Linked DNA regions of Homo sapiens: region 1 is linked to region 2. A link is an interaction called in ENCODE POLR2A ChIA-PET data of the cell type or tissue named here. Cell type or tissue: OCI-LY7. All regions are shown on one strand. Region 1 overlaps PRPSAP1 (phosphoribosyl pyrophosphate synthetase associated protein 1). Region 2 overlaps LOC105371896 (a long non-coding RNA gene).

Region 1 (5,000 bases), 76 kb before region 2:
ACTCGGGTGGTTGAGTTGGGAGGATTGCTTGAGCCTGGGTGGTCGAGGCTACAGTGAGCTGTGATTACACCACTCTACTCTAACCTGGGCAACAGAGCCAGATCTTATCTCAAAAAAAAAAAAAAAAAAAAACAAAAAAAAGTCAAATTGTTAACACTAATTCGTTGGTCTGCATTGTAATCTGGAATTTGAGTTGGACTTCTCCAGGAAAAGACTGAACTGAGTTGGTGCATGATCAGAGCAGTTCTCCTCTGGCACATGAGCAGCTGTGCTCTTGGCATCTTTGTTTTGTTACATGTATTTAGGGATCATCTATGAGTCAGGGGAGGAGCTAAGACGTTATAACCTTCTCACGGCAGAGACCCCATTTTGTTAGATAGTCCAGCAGTCTCCAACCTTTTTGGCACCAGGGACCAGTTTTGTGAAAGACAGTCCCCCCCTACCCCCCGCTTTTTTTTTTTTTTGAGATGGAGTTTCGTTCTTGTTGCCCAGGCTGGAGTGCAATGGCGCGATCTCGGTTCACTGCAAACCCCACCACAACCCCCGCCTCCCAGGTTCAAGCAATTCTCCTGCCTCAGCCTCCCGAGTAGCTGGGACTACAGGCATGTGCCACTACGCCCGGCTAATTTTGTATTTTTAGTAGTGACGGGGTTTCTCCATGTTGGTCAGGCTGGTCTCGAACTCCCAACCTCAAGTGATCTGCCCGCCTCGGCCTCCCAAAGTGCTGGCATTACAGGCGCGAGCCACCGTGCGAGGCCGTTCATGGTTATTTCAAACTAGTCGAGCATAGAAACAGCATATTGTTAGTGTCCTTTGTGATACGAAGTTGAATTTTATAAAATTCTTGGCTTTGATATCACATGGTAACCAAGAGTGCTCAATATAAGTATTTAACACGTGCAATCTAGAGTGATGCTGGGGGTAGTAAAGACTGAACTTGACAAACAAAGGATCATCAGTGTGCAAGTGTCTTCCAGGGAAGGGACAAAAGAAGCATGAAGAAATGACTTAGTTAATAGCCAATTGGGAAACACTTACCGTTTTTCTCACTTGTATCTTGAGTATTAGGAAATTGGACCATGGTCAGGTGTGGTGGCTCATGCCTTTAATCCTAGTACTTTGGGAGACCAAGGTGAGAGGATCACTTGAGGCCAGGAGTTCAAGACCAGCCTGGGCAATATACTAAGACCCTGTCTCTATTCTTTTTTTTTTTTTTTTTTTGAGACAAGGCCTTGCTCTGTCACACAGGCTGGAGTGCAGTGGCACGATCTCGGCTCACTGCAGCCTCCACCTCCCAGGCTCAAGTGATTCTCCTGTCTCAGCACCCACCGTCTTACCCTCCCAAGTAGCTGGGGCTACAGGCACATGCCACCATGCATGGCTAATTTTGTATTTTTAGTAGAGACAGGGTTTTGCCATGTTGCCCAGGCTGGTCTTGAACTCCTGAGCTCAGCTGATCTGCTTGCCCCGGCCTCCCGAGGTGCTTGGATTACATGCATGAGGCACTGTGCCCAGCTTTTATTTAAAAGAAAAAAGAAATTTTGGCCAAAGGAAGAAGTAGGAAGCACTTCATAGAGTTGTAGCAGAGTCTTGTACAATAACAATGACAATTTTACATAAGTCAACATGGAAAGGCACCTTCCCTGTTGAAAAAGGCACATAGGTATAAATGGGTACTTCTGAAAACCAGAACCCTCTCCTGAAGATGGTGAAGTTTCTTTATGTGTATTTGGTGTTGAGATAAAAGCCGCAAGTCTCTTCCCAGTGGTTCAGTTTAAGAGCATCAAAGCAAAAATATCATCACCTGGCATTTTCTCTGTCTCTTAAGCTGATAGGGATGGAAGAAGAAAGGAAAAATTTGGAAAAAAGACAGGTTGGATGTGTTGTTTTGTGTGGGTGTGCAGCCCATAAAGAAGGTTATTAGGTTTGTCACAATAAACTGGTTCTTTTTGTTGTTTTTTTGAGACGGAGGCTTGCTGTGTTGCCCAGGCTGGAGTGCAGTGGCGTGATCTCGGCTCACTGCAACCTCTGCCTCCCAGGTTCAAGCAATTCTCCTGCCTCAGCCTCCTGAGTAGCTGGGATTATAGGCGTGTGCCACCACAGCCAGCTGATTTTTGTATTTTTAGTAGAGACGGGGTTTCACAGTGTTGACCAGAATGGTCTCAAACTCCTGACCTCAGGTGATCCACCCGCCTTGGCCTCCCAAAGTGCTGAGATTATAGACGTGAGCCACCGTGCCCAGTCAATAAACTAGTTTTTGTAGTGCTTGAGTACTGGATACTTTAGTACCAACTAAAGAACACAGATAATTTAATTTAATTTAATTTTTTTTTTGAGACGAGTTTCTTTCTTGTTGCCCAGGCTGGAGTGCAGTGGTGTGACCTTGGCTCACTGCAACCTCCACTTTCCAGGTTCAAGTGATTCTCCTGCCTGAGCCTCCCGAGTAGCTGGGATTACTGGCATGTACCACCATGCCTGGCTAATTTTGTATTTTTAGTAGAGATGGGGTTTTACCATGTTGGCCAGGCTGGTTTTGAACCCCTGACCTCAGGTGATCCATCCACCTCGGCCTCCCAAAGTCCTGGGATTACAGGCATGAGCCACCATGCCTGGCCTAATTTTTTATTTTATTTTATATTTTATATTTTATTTTATTTATTTTTTGAGACGGAGTCTTGCTGTGTTGCCCAGGTTGGAGTGCAGTGGCACAATCTCGGCTTACTGCAACTTCTGCCTCCTGGGTTCAAGCAATTCTCCTGTCTCAGCTTCCTGAGTAGCTGGGATTACAGGTGCACACCACCACACCCAGCTAATTTTTGTATTTTTAGTAGAGATGGGGTTTCTCCATGTTGCCTAGGCTGGTCTCGAACTCCTGACCTTAGGTGATTCACCTGCCTCAGCCTCCCAGAATGTTAGGATTACAGGCATGAGCCACTGTGCCCGACCTGGTTTTTTAATATTATCTGCGGTTACATAGATGAAGGAATATCTTTTACAGGTTTTTCTGTTGTTGGGAGGAAGGGGGCATTGCCTAAAGTAATAAGGCTAATTTTAGGCAAACAGACCAAAGCTTAGACATTAAAATAAGCTTAGTTGCCTTCAGAGCTGTTGTTCTAAAATCACATAGATACCTTTTTTTGGTGCTGTTTTTGCTTGGAATAGCTTTGGAACTACTGCTTCCAAACTTGCAGCATATTTCTTTTGACTGTTCTAATAATAGCAACCTTTTGGTCGTTGAGGATAGGTTTAATTTTTGGAAATGGCAAAAAGCCATTCAGAACAAAATGATTATTTTGGGTAATTGAACTGTGCGATACTCAGAGATTTTCCAGATATACCAAGCAATGGAACTAAGTAAAATATGAAGCTTATGAAGTATATTTTAAAGGTTAATTTTTATGTTTATGTACAAGTTCTAGTGTGTTGATGTAAAGTAAGCAGACTCATTAAAATAACATTTACAGCTGGGCACGGTGGCTCACACCTGTAATCCCAGCACTTTGGGAGGCCGAGGCAGGTGGATCAGTTGGTCAGGAGTTTGAGACCAGACTAGCCAACATGGTGAAACCCCGTCTCTACTAAAAATACAAAAAATTAACCAGGCATGGTGGCAGGTGCCTGTAATCCCAGATATTCGGAAGGCTGAGGTGGGAGAATCGATTGAACCCGGAAGGCAGAGGTTGCAGTGAGCCAAGATGGTGCTACTGCACTCTCGCCTTCCAGCCTGGGTGACAGAGTGACTCAGTCTCAAAACAACAACAAAAAATTCCCAGCTGCTGCAGATGATTAATTGTTACAGTTGGGAGCAGGGTAAATTCTCCCCCATTACTTCCAGCTGTGGTGTGGTTTCTCTTTTTGCGAGCCTGGCTAGTTTAATGAATGCGTATACCATGCCTGTTTCCTCATCTCAGGTTAGTTTGTTGTTGTTGTTGTTGTTGTTGTTTTCCAATATGGAACACTTCACGAATTTGCGTGTCATCCTTGCACAGGGGCCATGCTAATCTTCTCTGTATCATTCCAATTTTAGTATATGTGCTGCTGAAGAGAGCACACCTCAGGTTAGTTTTTGCCTGTCCAAAATGCTAGAGCAGTAAGGGCTGGACTTAATATAGGATGTGGTTTTCTTAGGGGAAAGAAAAGTAGTTGGTTGTCTGGGCATGATGGCTCAAGCTGTACTCCCAGCACTTTGGGAGGCCAAGGCGGGAGGATTGCCTGAGCCCAGGAGTACAAGACCAGCTGGGCAACATGGTGAGACCTTTCTCTATTTAAAAAAAAGAAAGAAAAGTAGTTGGTAAAACAATTAAGAATGTCCTACTTAGAGATAAAGACTACAAGAGCTAGCCAGGGTGTACTTGCAACATTCTTAGGGAACAGATAAAGCAGAGACTGCCAGCCGATTTCCCTTCGCCCTGCTAGTTCACAAAGTAACTGCCTGGTGTCCAATTTGTCCGGTATCTCTCAGTGAATGGGTAAAGCCAATGTGACAAAGCCCCTTTTGTCACCTTTCTGACCAATAAGGGGTGAGGTATGGAGCTTTCTTTAGCGTTGGGCTGGAGGATGTTGAATCCCTTGGAAAAATGGAAAATAAAAACCTCATGGGAAATTGCTCTTTTTTTTTTTTTTTTTTTTTTTTTGAGATGGAGTTTCACTCTTGTTGCCCAGGCTGGAGTGCAATGGCATGATCTCGGCTCACCACAACCTCCACCTCCCAGGTTCAAGCTATTCTCCTGCCTCAGCCTCCTGAGTAACTGGGATTACAGGCATGCACCACCATGCCTGGCTAATTTTGTATTTTTAGTTGAGACGGGGGTTTCTCCATGTTGGTCAGGCTGGTCTCGAACTCCCGACCCAGGTAATCCACCTGCCTCGGCCTCCCAAAGTGCTGGGATTACAGGTGTGAGCCACCGTGCCTGGCCTTTTTTTTTTTTTGAGAAAGATTCTCGCTCTGTAGCCCAAGCTGGAGTGCAGTGGTATGATGTCGGCTCACTACAACCTCTGCC
Region 2 (5,000 bases):
CCTCTGTTTGCTGTTGTAGGCTTGGGGGTGGTGCGGCCAAGTTCATTCATTACTTCATTGAAACAGAACATGCTCAGCTGGAAAAGCAAGACAGAGTGGCTTTGACTCATTTCCTCTGAAAGATGTGGTCATCTCGAGAAACAGAATGATCAAAATAGAAAACAGAGCCTTTGCAGCTGCTCAAGTCTCAAAAGCATGTAATTTTTAAAAATAACTTTCAAGCAGTCCAATTTAAAAAAATCTTTTATTGAAATATAACGTACATTAGGAAAGTGCGATGTCGCAGGTACAGCTTCCAGACTTTTCACCAAGTGAACACCCAGATCAATTAACAGAACGTTACTTGCACCCTAGGAACCCGCGTCCTGCCCTCTTCTAATCACTACCCACCGCAAGGATCGAGCAGTATTTTCTCAGTTTTTAGACCAAAGACTTTGCTCTCTGAAGATGGAAGCCAAGATTTATGTACAATAAATACGATATGCAAGGAAATATGCAAGGAAAAAAGTGAGACTTTCTCAGTGGCCAAAATGCCAAGTCAAGAATTTTTTCTTGTTAAATCGGTTGACCTAACTGAAGCTTTAATTTTCTTTTTTTTTTTTTCTCTTGCTTGTCACGAAAGCTAAGATGAAGCTTTAATTTCTACCATCTTTTAAAAAAACAACGGGTGGCAGTAGGGGTGGAGTCTGGGGTTGGGATGGCTTACACCTATAATCCCAGCACTTTGGGAGGCCGAGACAGGAGGATAACTTGAGGCCGGGAGTTCAACACCAGCTTGGGCAACATAGCACAGACTCCATCTCTACCAAATAAAAACAAACAATAACAAACAGTGAGTGTTTCTACAGAGATACTGTTTCTCAGTGGTAGCCCTTTAAAGTCCAAAATTTGGTGGTGGTGGTTGTTAGATAGGGCTAGAGTGACATGATCATGGCTCACTGTAACTTCGAGCGATCCTCTTGCCTCAGCCTCTCGAGTAGCTGGGACTACAGGCACACACCACCATGCCTGACTAATTTTTGAATTTTTGGTAGAGATGAGATCTCACTATTGTTGCCCAGGCTGGTCTTGAACTCCTGGACTAAAGTGATCCTCCTGCCTCAGCCTCCCAAAGCACAGGGATTACAGGTGTGAGCCACCATGCCTGGCCCCAAATTTGTTTGTATGTGCTGAGCTTCCATCTTCTGGATTAGAGTTTGATCTTCAGGGCTGTGTTTGAGAATTGTGGGGGTAGGAAAAGAACTAGGAGTTTAAGCAGATTGGGGAAGGGGCAGAAGAGATTGGGAAGATAAATATTGTTAGGGATTCACTGTTAAGAGTTTCTGTTTCAGGAGAACTTTGTGAGTTTTTTATCTGAACTACTAATTACAGAGTGTATTTTAACCAGCTAAAGGTCTGCAGAACAGAAGGAGGCTTATAATAAGAAAGCACGTCGTGGTTCTATCTTGACTTTGCCTAAATTGGATTTAACTCCCTATCTAAGAAAACTTGACAGTATGTATTTTTAAAGTTTACAAACAAGAAGAAGATTACAATTAATGTTAATGTTTCTGTACTGATGAAAAACAAATTCAGGTACTATCATGAGCTCATTCCATTTGGTTCGTTTTTTGTTTATTTGTTTGTTTTGAAGGAGTAGGAGTCAGCTTTTTCCTGGGAATGGCCCTGAAGTACACGTGGGCTGGGACCTGGCGTGTGGCTGGAGACTCCAGTATAGCTTGCAGCCTTCCCGTCCAGTAATTGCAAGGTGAAAACAAAAGTGAGCAGCTGGCAGCATACACTGCCAGGGAGCTCAGGCCGCAAGCAGCCCAGAAGAAGGAAGTACTGTCACTGTGGGGCTCCAGGTTTTCATAAGTACATGCGGGTGTCAAACATGCCAGGGCCGTGAGTAGGAGGGTCTACCCTGGGGAGAGACATTTCTGGCTGTAGTGGAATGTCCCCTATGAGCCCGTAGGTCTTAATTCAGAAGTAAGTTCCCAAGGAAAGCAAGAGTCCAAAGTTGCCAAACCTGTTATTTCCTGGAAATCAAGGCAGTTTATCCAGTTTATGTAATGTTTAACAATTGCAGGGCCCAGCTGTGGGCACCTGGGCGGGGCATGGAGGGCAAGGCCCCCAAGCCAGAGAGACTCAGGTACTAGTTATCTTCTGTGGGCCTAAGGTCACTCAGGAAGAAGGAAGGAGAGCAACAGAGCCCGTGATTTGTGGTCCTGAGACATGGAAGTGCTTAATCCATATTTTGGCTTCTGAGAATCCGGTTGGAGATGAGTAGCTGGGAAACTTAGGACTGTCCCACTCCTGGGAGAATGAATGAGGTCATGTTTGTAGAGGGCTTTGAGCTGATGGGAGGAAAGCAACTTCCTAAATGCAAGGTATTATTAACTGAAGGTACTATTATTTTAATCTGAGAGGACAATGTATGGTAGGTAAAATAGAGCAACTTTGGGAGGCCGAGGCGGGTGGATCACGAGGTCAGGAGATCGAGACCATCCTGGCTAACATGGTGAAACCCTGTCTCTGCTAAAAATACAAAAAATTAGCCAGGCATGGTGGCAGGCGCCTGCAGTCCCAGCTACTCGGGATGCTGAGGCAGGAGGATGGCATGAACCTGGGAGGCAGAGCTTGCAGTGAGCCGATTTTGTGCCACTGCACTCCAGCCTGGGTGACACAGCGAGACTCCATCTCAAAAAAAAAAAAAGGCTTGAATCACAAATAAAACATGGTATCCTCAGAAAGAAAATCCTTGTTACATCAATGGTCTGGGCTCCAGGACAAGCGGTGAGGCAGCAACCAAGAAGAGAAACAATCTTAGCAGTATTTCCTCCGTTCCCGGATGACAAGGTTGTTGTGAATGCAAGTCATTGAATGAGTCCTGAAACAGGCACACAATAGCCGGACCATAACAAGCAGCTGCCAGTTACCAAGCACTTCCTGTGAGCCAGGCAGCTCTCTAAGACTTGAATGTCTATTAACTCATTTCAATCCTCCCCCAAATCCAGAATCTCATTTCACAGATGGGGCTGCTGAGGGACAGTGGAGGGGAAGAGTGTCCAGCGGTGGAGCGAGGCAGTGGTTAGCTCACCCATGCTACCTCCCTTCCCGCTGCAGCTGTCACTTCCGTGGGACTCTCAAAGGGCCCCTTCCCCAAAAGATCTATAGAGGGCACTAAGAGTTCCACTGGAGATGCTTGAAATGAGTGAACCCTCCCCGCCTCTGTGGGGATGGGGAGAAAAGGACACCAGCTCTCTTGGGTAATGGGTTTGGGGGAAGGGTAGAGAACTGGCATTCCCAACCTCCATCTCTGCAGTGCGTTAAATTCTTGTTCTGGCCGGGCGCAGTGGCTGACACCCGTAATCCTAGCACTTTGGGAAGTCGAGGCGGGCGGATCACTTGAGGTCGGGAGTTCAAGACCAGCCTGGCCTATATGGTGAAACCACCGTCTCTACTAAAAAAAAAAAAAAATACAAAAATTAGCCAGGCGTGGTGGTGCGTGCCTGTAGTCTGTAATCCCAGCTACTCGGGAGGCTGAGGCACGAGAATTGCTTGAACCCCGTAGGTGGAGGTTGCAGTGGGCCGATATCGTGCCACTGCGCTCCAGCCTGGGCGACAGAGTGAGACTCTGTCTCAAAAATAATGACAATAAAAAATAAAAATAAATTTTTGTTCCTTTCTTCCTCCTTTCCACCTCTTATTTCCCTAAATCCAAACAGATCCAACAAAGCTGAAAGATGGAATCTGAGGGCTCTCAGAACTCCCAATAGGCCCAAGGCTCAGAGAGGAAACAAAATCCACTCAAGGTCATGAACACTCGCTTTTCCCTGCTGACTGATGGTAGCACTGGGATTCGATTCAGGTTTGGTTGATCCAAAAGCTCATTTCCTTCCTCCCTCCCTTCCTTTCCTTTCCTTTCTTCCTTTCTTTTTTCCATCCTCTAATTTTTATTTCTTGCTTCCCTATTGTTTCTTCAAGATGCCAGGACAAAAGGACAAGGTGGCCAAGAGAAGTAGAAAGGTGTTGAGAGGAGAAGGAGAATGGGAAAGGGCCAATAAGAAGACAATGAAAACAAGCAGCGCCAAGGCAGCTGGGCCAGGCTGGACTCACACACTCCCTGAAGGCTCGGGTCCAGGAGGCACTGGTGGTGCGATGGTTTTCTTCTCCTTTTGAGGATTTCCAACGCTATTGCTAGCCTTTGTTTGTTTAACATAACCTATTTTTTGCTGCTATTTTTCCTTGCAAATTTATGCTTTGTTTTTCTTTTTTTGGAGACAACTTCTCGCTCTATCACCCAGGCTGGAGTGCAGTGGTACGACTTCGGCTACTACAACCTCTGCCTCCTGGGTTCAAGCGATTCTCGTGCCTCAGCCTCCCTAGTAGCTGGAACTACAGGCATGCGCTGCCACACCCGGCTAATTTTTGTATTTTCAGTAGAGACAAGGTTTTGCCATGTTTTCCAGGCTGGTCTCGAACTACCTGCCTCAAGCGATCTGACCGCCTCGGCTTCTGAAAGTGCTGGGATTACAGGTATGAGCCACCATGCCCAGCCAGTTTGTTTGTTTTTTTTGAGACACGGTCTTGCTCTGTTGCACAGGCTAGAGTGTAGTAGCTCACTGCAGCAACCCTCAACTCCCCTGGGCTCAAGCAATCCTCCAGCCCAGCCCCCTAAGAAGCTAGGACTACAAGCACACAACACTACAACTGGCTGATTTTTATTTTTATTTTTTTTGCCCAGGCTGGTCTTGAACTCCTGGCCTCAAGCGATCCTCTCACCTTGACCTTACAAAGTGCTGGGTTTACAGGCATGAGCCACTGCGCCTAGCCATTTTTTGTGTGTGTGTGTCTATTCTTTTGCCTCAAAGAGGAAGGAAACTGAGCAGAAGGGCTGCTTCTACTCCAGGCATATCCCAGTCTTCCTGGGTGATGAGAAGAGCTCTGTCTATTGGGAACACACTAAGAGCCCAGCTCTGTGCTATATTTGGATTTTACATCGTTTAATAATTTTTTTT

What was found. ChIA-PET counts read pairs that join two places held together with the same protein. Peaks named below come from ENCODE experiments on the same cell type or tissue, not always from the same donor. Only the 100,000 strongest peaks of a DNase experiment are listed, where the experiment ranks them.
Region 1: POLR2A ChIA-PET joins it to region 2 with 5 read pairs; 4 of 35 experiments call an interaction of 5 or more read pairs at or near these places.

What each region holds. Positions count from the first base shown.
Region 1 is chr17:76,336,367-76,341,366 of GRCh38, reverse strand. All of the region lies in intron 3 of PRPSAP1 (phosphoribosyl pyrophosphate synthetase associated protein 1), which reads left to right. It also overlaps the pseudogene RNU6-24P. Among named protein-coding and RNA genes, the nearest start is that of PRPSAP1, 15 kb to the left of the region's middle. In OCI-LY7, no CTCF peak of the experiment used is centred here; no DNase peak of the experiment used is centred here.
Region 2 is chr17:76,259,972-76,264,971 of GRCh38, reverse strand. It overlaps LOC105371896 (a long non-coding RNA gene), which reads left to right. Exons shown (of 6, transcript XR_007065913.1): 1 at 1-2,369; 2 at 3,708-3,850; 3 at 3,967-4,518. Among named protein-coding and RNA genes, the nearest start is that of UBALD2, 2.9 kb to the left of the region's middle. RefSeq lists enhancers at 172-221, 1,790-1,879 and a silencer at 2,690-2,984. In OCI-LY7, CTCF peaks have their summits at 2,955 and 3,157; DNase peaks (open chromatin) are centred at 1,811, 2,881 and 4,591; H3K4me3 peaks cover 3,640 bases; H3K27ac peaks cover 4,592 bases.